Linked DNA regions of Homo sapiens: region 2 is linked to region 1. A link is a loop called in an ENCODE intact Hi-C map of the cell type or tissue named here. Cell type or tissue: Caco-2. All regions are shown on one strand. Each heading gives the region's core, and the rest is flanking DNA. Links, peaks and the distances in the headings are about the cores only.

Evidence for each region. A loop is a pair of places that touch in the nucleus more often than their neighbours do. Peaks named below come from ENCODE experiments on the same cell type or tissue, not always from the same donor. Only the 100,000 strongest peaks of a DNase experiment are listed, where the experiment ranks them.
Region 2: a loop joins it to region 1, with 3 times the contacts of the local background. A loop is called at or near these places in 3 of 110 quality-filtered maps.

What each region holds. Positions count from the first base shown.
Region 1 is chr20:32,090,977-32,093,888 of GRCh38, forward strand. It overlaps HCK (HCK proto-oncogene, Src family tyrosine kinase), which reads left to right. Exons shown (of 13, transcript NM_002110.5): 11 at 2,887-2,912. Among named protein-coding and RNA genes, the nearest start is that of TM9SF4, 17 kb to the right of the region's middle. RefSeq lists an enhancer at 47-842. In Caco-2, for the core only: a CTCF peak has its summit at 1,088 (motif pointing left); a DNase peak (open chromatin) is centred at 1,105; H3K27me3 peaks cover 352 bases.
Region 2 is chr20:31,973,622-31,976,533 of GRCh38, forward strand. The region is part of intron 1 of XKR7 (XK related 7); the gene reads left to right. Among named protein-coding and RNA genes, the nearest start is that of XKR7, 6.9 kb to the left of the region's middle. RefSeq lists an enhancer at 2,619-2,912. In Caco-2, for the core only: no CTCF peak of the experiment used is centred there; a DNase peak (open chromatin) is centred at 1,724.

The DNA.
Region 1 (2,912 bases), core at 90-2,589:
GATGTAGGCTTAGGGGATTCATCTTCACATGACCCCTTGGAACCAGGTGCTATTACAGAGAAGAAAAGTGAGGTACAGAGAGATGACACAACTTGCTTGACATCACAGAGCTGCAGCGCTCAAGCTGAGTTGGTCCAGCTCCAGAGCCATTTAGCTATTACCCTCTGCTGTCTCCTAAGTGGGGTGTCATCCCTGCCCCATCGAGCTCCTGTGAAAATCAGTAGCATATGAGCATCTGCCAGTGAGCATCAAACAGTGGTAACTACCAGCATTAGTCCTTGCTCCAGAAGAAAAGCAAGGCAAAAAAGCTGGGCCAAGTAACAGGTAAGTGCGTGGACCCCAAGCAGCGCTTTTGGAGCTCCAGCCCTGGCTCCGCAACTTGCAAGCTGTGTAAGCTGGGGCCACTTACCTATTTCTCTGGGCTTCAGTTTTCTTATCTGTGGAAATGGGGCTGATAACAAAAGTGCCTCCTCCAAAGCACATGGTAAATGTCACATAAGTGTTTAAGTATCATCTTATAAATAAGCTATGATGCCTTCCATTAGCATCATAACTTTTGTTAACTGTTCATCTAAGGACTCATAAATTTCCCACACTCCCAGGGCCAAGATGCTGTCTCACTCCACCCTGGCAACCTCATCCCCATTTCGTCCCCACCCCCCACTATTCTAAACAAAATCAGAGTCTCTTCCAAGTTTTTACTGAAAAATTTGGGTCTCTGGGTCTCCCTTGGGCATGACAGCTCAGGCCTGTAATCCCAGCACTTTGGGAAGCTGAAGCAGGAGGATCCTTTAAGCCCAGCCTGGGCCACATAGTGGGACCTCTTCTCTATTAAAAAAAAAAAAAATTCTTTTTAAATTTAATCTGGCATAGTGGCATGCACCTATAGTACCAGCTGCTTGGGAAGCTGAGGTGGGAAGACTGCTTGAGCCCAGGAGGCACAGGTTGCAGTAAGCTGTGATCCCACCACTGTACTCCGTGACAGAGCAAGGCCCTGTCTCAAAAGAAAAAAAAAAAGAAGAAAGAAAAGAAAAAAGCAAAGCATGGGTCTCCATTCTAACTGCCTCGGGTGCCCCCTGCTGTCCACCCCTTGCAAGTGCGCCACCCACTTGCCTCAGACCTTGAGAAGCCGGCCGGTGGTGCTTTGATTGTTCTGTCTAGTCAGACGCCCTCACTTCCAGAATAATTTCATCAGACTGCACCCAGCTGCAGTCTGCCGGAGCACTGGAGTGCTGGGTTATTTAGAGGCAGCAGGATGCACTGGATTGGGAGTCCTCAGACTGGTTTGAGCCTGACATTCAGAATTTTCCTGGTGGTGTGATCTGGAACAAGTGGTTCCATGTCTGTAAAACAGAGATTATGATCATTCCTGCCTCAAAGAGCTCAAGCCCAGTTTGTAAACCAAAAGTGCTGCTTTCTGGGCATCTGAGGGTTCATCTTCAACCGCTTTTGTCCAAACCCTTGTAAGTAAAAATGTCTGCAAGATATAATCCCTGTGTTTTCATCAGAGGCTTCTAGGGCTCCTGGTGTGAATAAGAATCCTCCACGCAGTCTGTTAGTCACTCAGCAGCCATGGTGATCTTTAAATGTACATCAGAACATGTCACGCTCCTGCTCGAAGGCCTCTAATATCTCCCCAACACGCTCAGAATAAAATCCACCCTCCTCTCCTGACCTACAAGGCAGTTCATGATTGGCGGCCTCCCTCTCAACTTCAACTCTCCCCACTCTCTCTGTGGCATCTTCTGCTGGCCACACTGACCTCTGTGCTGTTCCATGAACACCCAAGCTCTTACCTACCTCCACGCCTTTGCATCTCATGTTCTCTCTGCCTAGAATATTCTTATGCGACACACTTATTATTATCATCATTCAGATCTTTGCTAAAATCTCACCCCCTCAAAGCAGGTTTCCCTGAACGCCCAATCCAAAAAAGCTCTCTACAGGTCATATTTTGTTACTTTGTTTTATCTTTTTTTTCTTTTTGAGACAGAGTCTTGCTCTGTCGCCCAGGCTGGAGGACAGTGGCACGATCTCGGCTCACTGCAGCCTCTGCCTCCTGGGTCCAAGCAATTCTCGTGCCTCAACCTCCTGAGCAGATGGGATTACAGGCGTGCACCACCATGCTCATCTTCTTTTTGTATTTTTAGTAGAGACGGGGTTTCGCCATGTTGGCCAGGCTGGTCTCGAACTCCTGGCCTCAAGTGATCCGCCCACCTCGGCCTCCCAAAGTGCTGGGATTACAAGTGTAAGCCACCATGCCCGGCCTGTTTTATCTTTTCTTTATGGTACTTACCACCTGCAGGGGCTTTGCCGGGCTCATCACCTGTTCAAGCAACATGTCTGGCACCCACAAGACACTCAGTGGATTTCTGTTGAGTAAATAAGTGAATTTTCCCTACCCAGGCTGGGGCATGAGGAAGATATGAGAGGTATAGCAGAATATGACATGAACCTGGGTTGTCCCCAGAAAGAGAGTTGAAGGTGAAAGCTCTTCATAGTATCCTAGGGTTCGTGTGTGTGTGTGTGTGTGTGTGTGTGTGTGTGCATGTGCACGTGTGTGTGTATGTGTGTTCCTGGAAGAATAGGTCCTGGAGAAATAGTCCCATTGCTTTTTCCCTGAGAACATTTCAAAGTGCTCTCTGGAAGTCTTGGAATTCTAGAGAATCCCCCAAACTGGCCCAGGCCTCCTTAGGGATCCCCCTAACCTGAATGGGTTGATGGAGGAATGCCACCCTGAGCCCTGGGGCCCTCCCGACACAAAAGGGAGGGCTGGTGCAGACATTTCGCATTTTCTTCACTTGAACACCTCTCTGCTGCTTTTGGGTGGGGCCATCTTGGCGTAGGCCAGGTCTGAGGACAAAGGTGTCTCTGTTTGGGGTGCAGATTGCAGAAGGCATGGCCTTCATCGA
Region 2 (2,912 bases), core at 252-2,751, 120 kb before region 1:
AGGACAAGCTGTGTAGAGGTCTTGGGGAGGGTTTTGCAGGCAAAGGAAAAGGGAAGGGCAAGGAGAAGGCCTGTGTGGCAGAAATAGAGTGAGGGGAGCATGTTTGGAGATGCTGGTGGACAGATTGGCAGGGGCGAGGTCATGCAGGGCCTCAGAGGCCATGGCAAGGACTAGGGCTTTTACTCTTCATGACACGGGGAGCCCAGGATAATTTGGCCAGAGAAGGAACATGATCTTGACTTGTGTTTTGCAATGTCCACTCTGGCTGCTGGGTGGGGAATAGACTGGAGGGGCCGGGCACAGTGGCTCACGCTTGTAATCCCAGCACTTTGGGAGGCCGAGGCAGGCGGATCACGAGGTCAAGAGATCGAGACCATCCTGGCCAACATGGTGAAAGCCGGTCTCTACTAAAAATACAAAAATTAGCTGGGCATGGTGGTGCGCACCTGTAATCCCAGCTACTCGGGAGGCGGAGGCAGGAGAATCGCTTGAACCTGGCAGGTGGAGGTTGCAGTGAGCCGAGAGTGAGCCACTGCACTCCAGCCTGGGTGACAGAGCAAGACTCCATCTCAAGAGAAAAAGCATAAAAAAGAGAGAGAATAGACTGGAGGGAGGCAGAGTAAGCCTGGAGATGCATGAGGAGGCTGCTACAAAGATGCAGGAGAGAGACAATGGAGACTGGATCAAACTGTAGCAACAGGGATGGGGGTCTGCTTCAGGCTGAGCTAATGCGACCTCTTTCCTTCTTTGGTCCTCAGTCTCTCCACTGGGGCCAGAGTTAATGGTTCAGCATCCACTCTCTGGAATCAGCCATATCCTGCACCTGCCACTTTCTGTGATTTGGGGCAAGTGGCATGACTTGTCTGTGCCTTGATTTTCTCATCTGCTAAATGGACACTCTAATAATAGCACCTATCGCATGGTGCTTGAGGTAGTAGAAAATTAAATAATGTTTAGTGTTCAGCACAGTGCCTGGAACATAGGAAGTTCTCAACAATGATAATTAGACATTGTTATTTGTAAAACAGGTCAGGGGTTGGATTCCATCATTTTCAAACTGTGTTTTATAGCCCTGTCTCCATCATTTTAACCCAAGTATCTCTGAATGTCTCTTTTATGACATGTCTAAGATTTTGTTTTGAATAATCTGTCCTACAGCTGACACTTGATTACAGTCCCCTGAACTCAGTGACCATCCATGAGGTTCCTCCCTGCTCTGCCTTTGTAGGGTTGTTCCAGTTTGGGCCTCACCACTCACCTCCTGGGAGACCCCTCTCCAGGAGGCTCTCCACCCCCACCCTGCCTCCTCCCCTTGCCCATCCAGCTGCCATGGACCATTAGAGCTGCTCCTAACAGACACAGCGGCGGCGGTTGGGCCCAGCGTCCCCTGTTTGATCTATAAAGACCACACAGGAGAAGCTCTGGGGAGTGGGAGGGCGGAGGGCTGCCAGGAAATGGCTTTGAACCCAGCATCTGGGGCGCAGGTCCCTGGGGAGAGGAGGGAGGATGGTTGGGATCTTCTCTGGCCTCTCTGTTCACCACCCTGCCTTTGTTAGGGCATCCAAATTCCTCCCCTGGGAAATCCTATCAGCCTCCGGTTATCACCCCCAACCCCCAATCCCGCCTCCACCTGCAGGCAGAGCGATGGCTCCCCTATGTCCCTAGAGCAAGTCCCTGTGCTTTAGCCTGGCTTTGAGGCCCTTTGCCCCCTGATCTTTTGTCTTTCCTCCCTGCTCTACCCACATGACAACCTGCTCCCCACCCCCTTGCTCTCCATTGCCTGCAGTCCTTCCTCCAGCAACACCCAACACCAGTTTCCAGTCTCCTCCCAGTGAAATTCTGCACGTCCTTCCAGGCTGAGCTCAAATGCCACCTCTTCTAAGAAGCTTTCTCTGAACAAATCCCACACATGCTACCCTCTGCCCCCCAGAAACCACCTCCCACTCACTCAACCAGGCAAAAGTCATTGTTCTAAAGTGGAAAATGTTTGGCTGTTTTGTCTGTTGATCAAAAAGCTATACATTCTTGTTGAAACCTCAGGCAATATAGAAAAGGCATAAAGAGATTCCCCTCTGCTCATTATCTCTTGGGGCGGGAGGGGTGGGGTCAGGGGAGATTTCCACTTATTAAGTAGATATTTCTTGCATTGCTTGAAGATTTTGCCTCTGGTTTTCAGTTAGCTAAAAAAATGCATGTATAGATTTGTCTATTTTTTAAAAATCAGTATAAAAATGAAATTTATTATACTTACTGTTTATTAAGACTTAGATTCGATCATTTCTCTTGACAATCCTGCCAGGTAGAGACTGCGAGGATGAAGAAGAGAACTGTAGACCCAAAACCCTGGCTCTGCCACATATGAGCTGTGTGGCTTTGAGCAAGTCACTTAACCTTTCTGGACCTCAGCTTTCTCATCTGTGAAATGGGCATCATAACAATCCCTACCCAGGTCTCCATTGTGAAGGCTGATTCAATTAATATATATGTGCTCTGCACAGTACTCAGCACATAGTGGTGCTCAGTTAGTGTTTGCTAGCATTATTGGCCCCATTTTACAGATGTGGAAATTGAGGCACAGAGAAGAGTGGCCTTCCAATTCATAAGGAGCAAAGCTAGGGTTTGAAGCCATGAGGTCAGGCTCCCAAACCCACATGTGGAACCACCAAACTATACTGTCTTCTGCTAGTTAAGTGTATTCTTACAAACAATCAATCATGTATTGTTTAGAGAAGCAGAAGAAAAAATATCAGAAAAGTATTTTTATTTTTTTTTATTTTTTTTGAGACAGAGTCTCGCTCTGTCTCCCAGGCTGGAGTGCAGTGGCTCGATCTCGGCTCACTGCAACCTCTGCCTCCCCGGTTCAAGCGATTCTCCTGCCTCAGCCTCCCGAGTAGCTGGGATTACATGTGCCC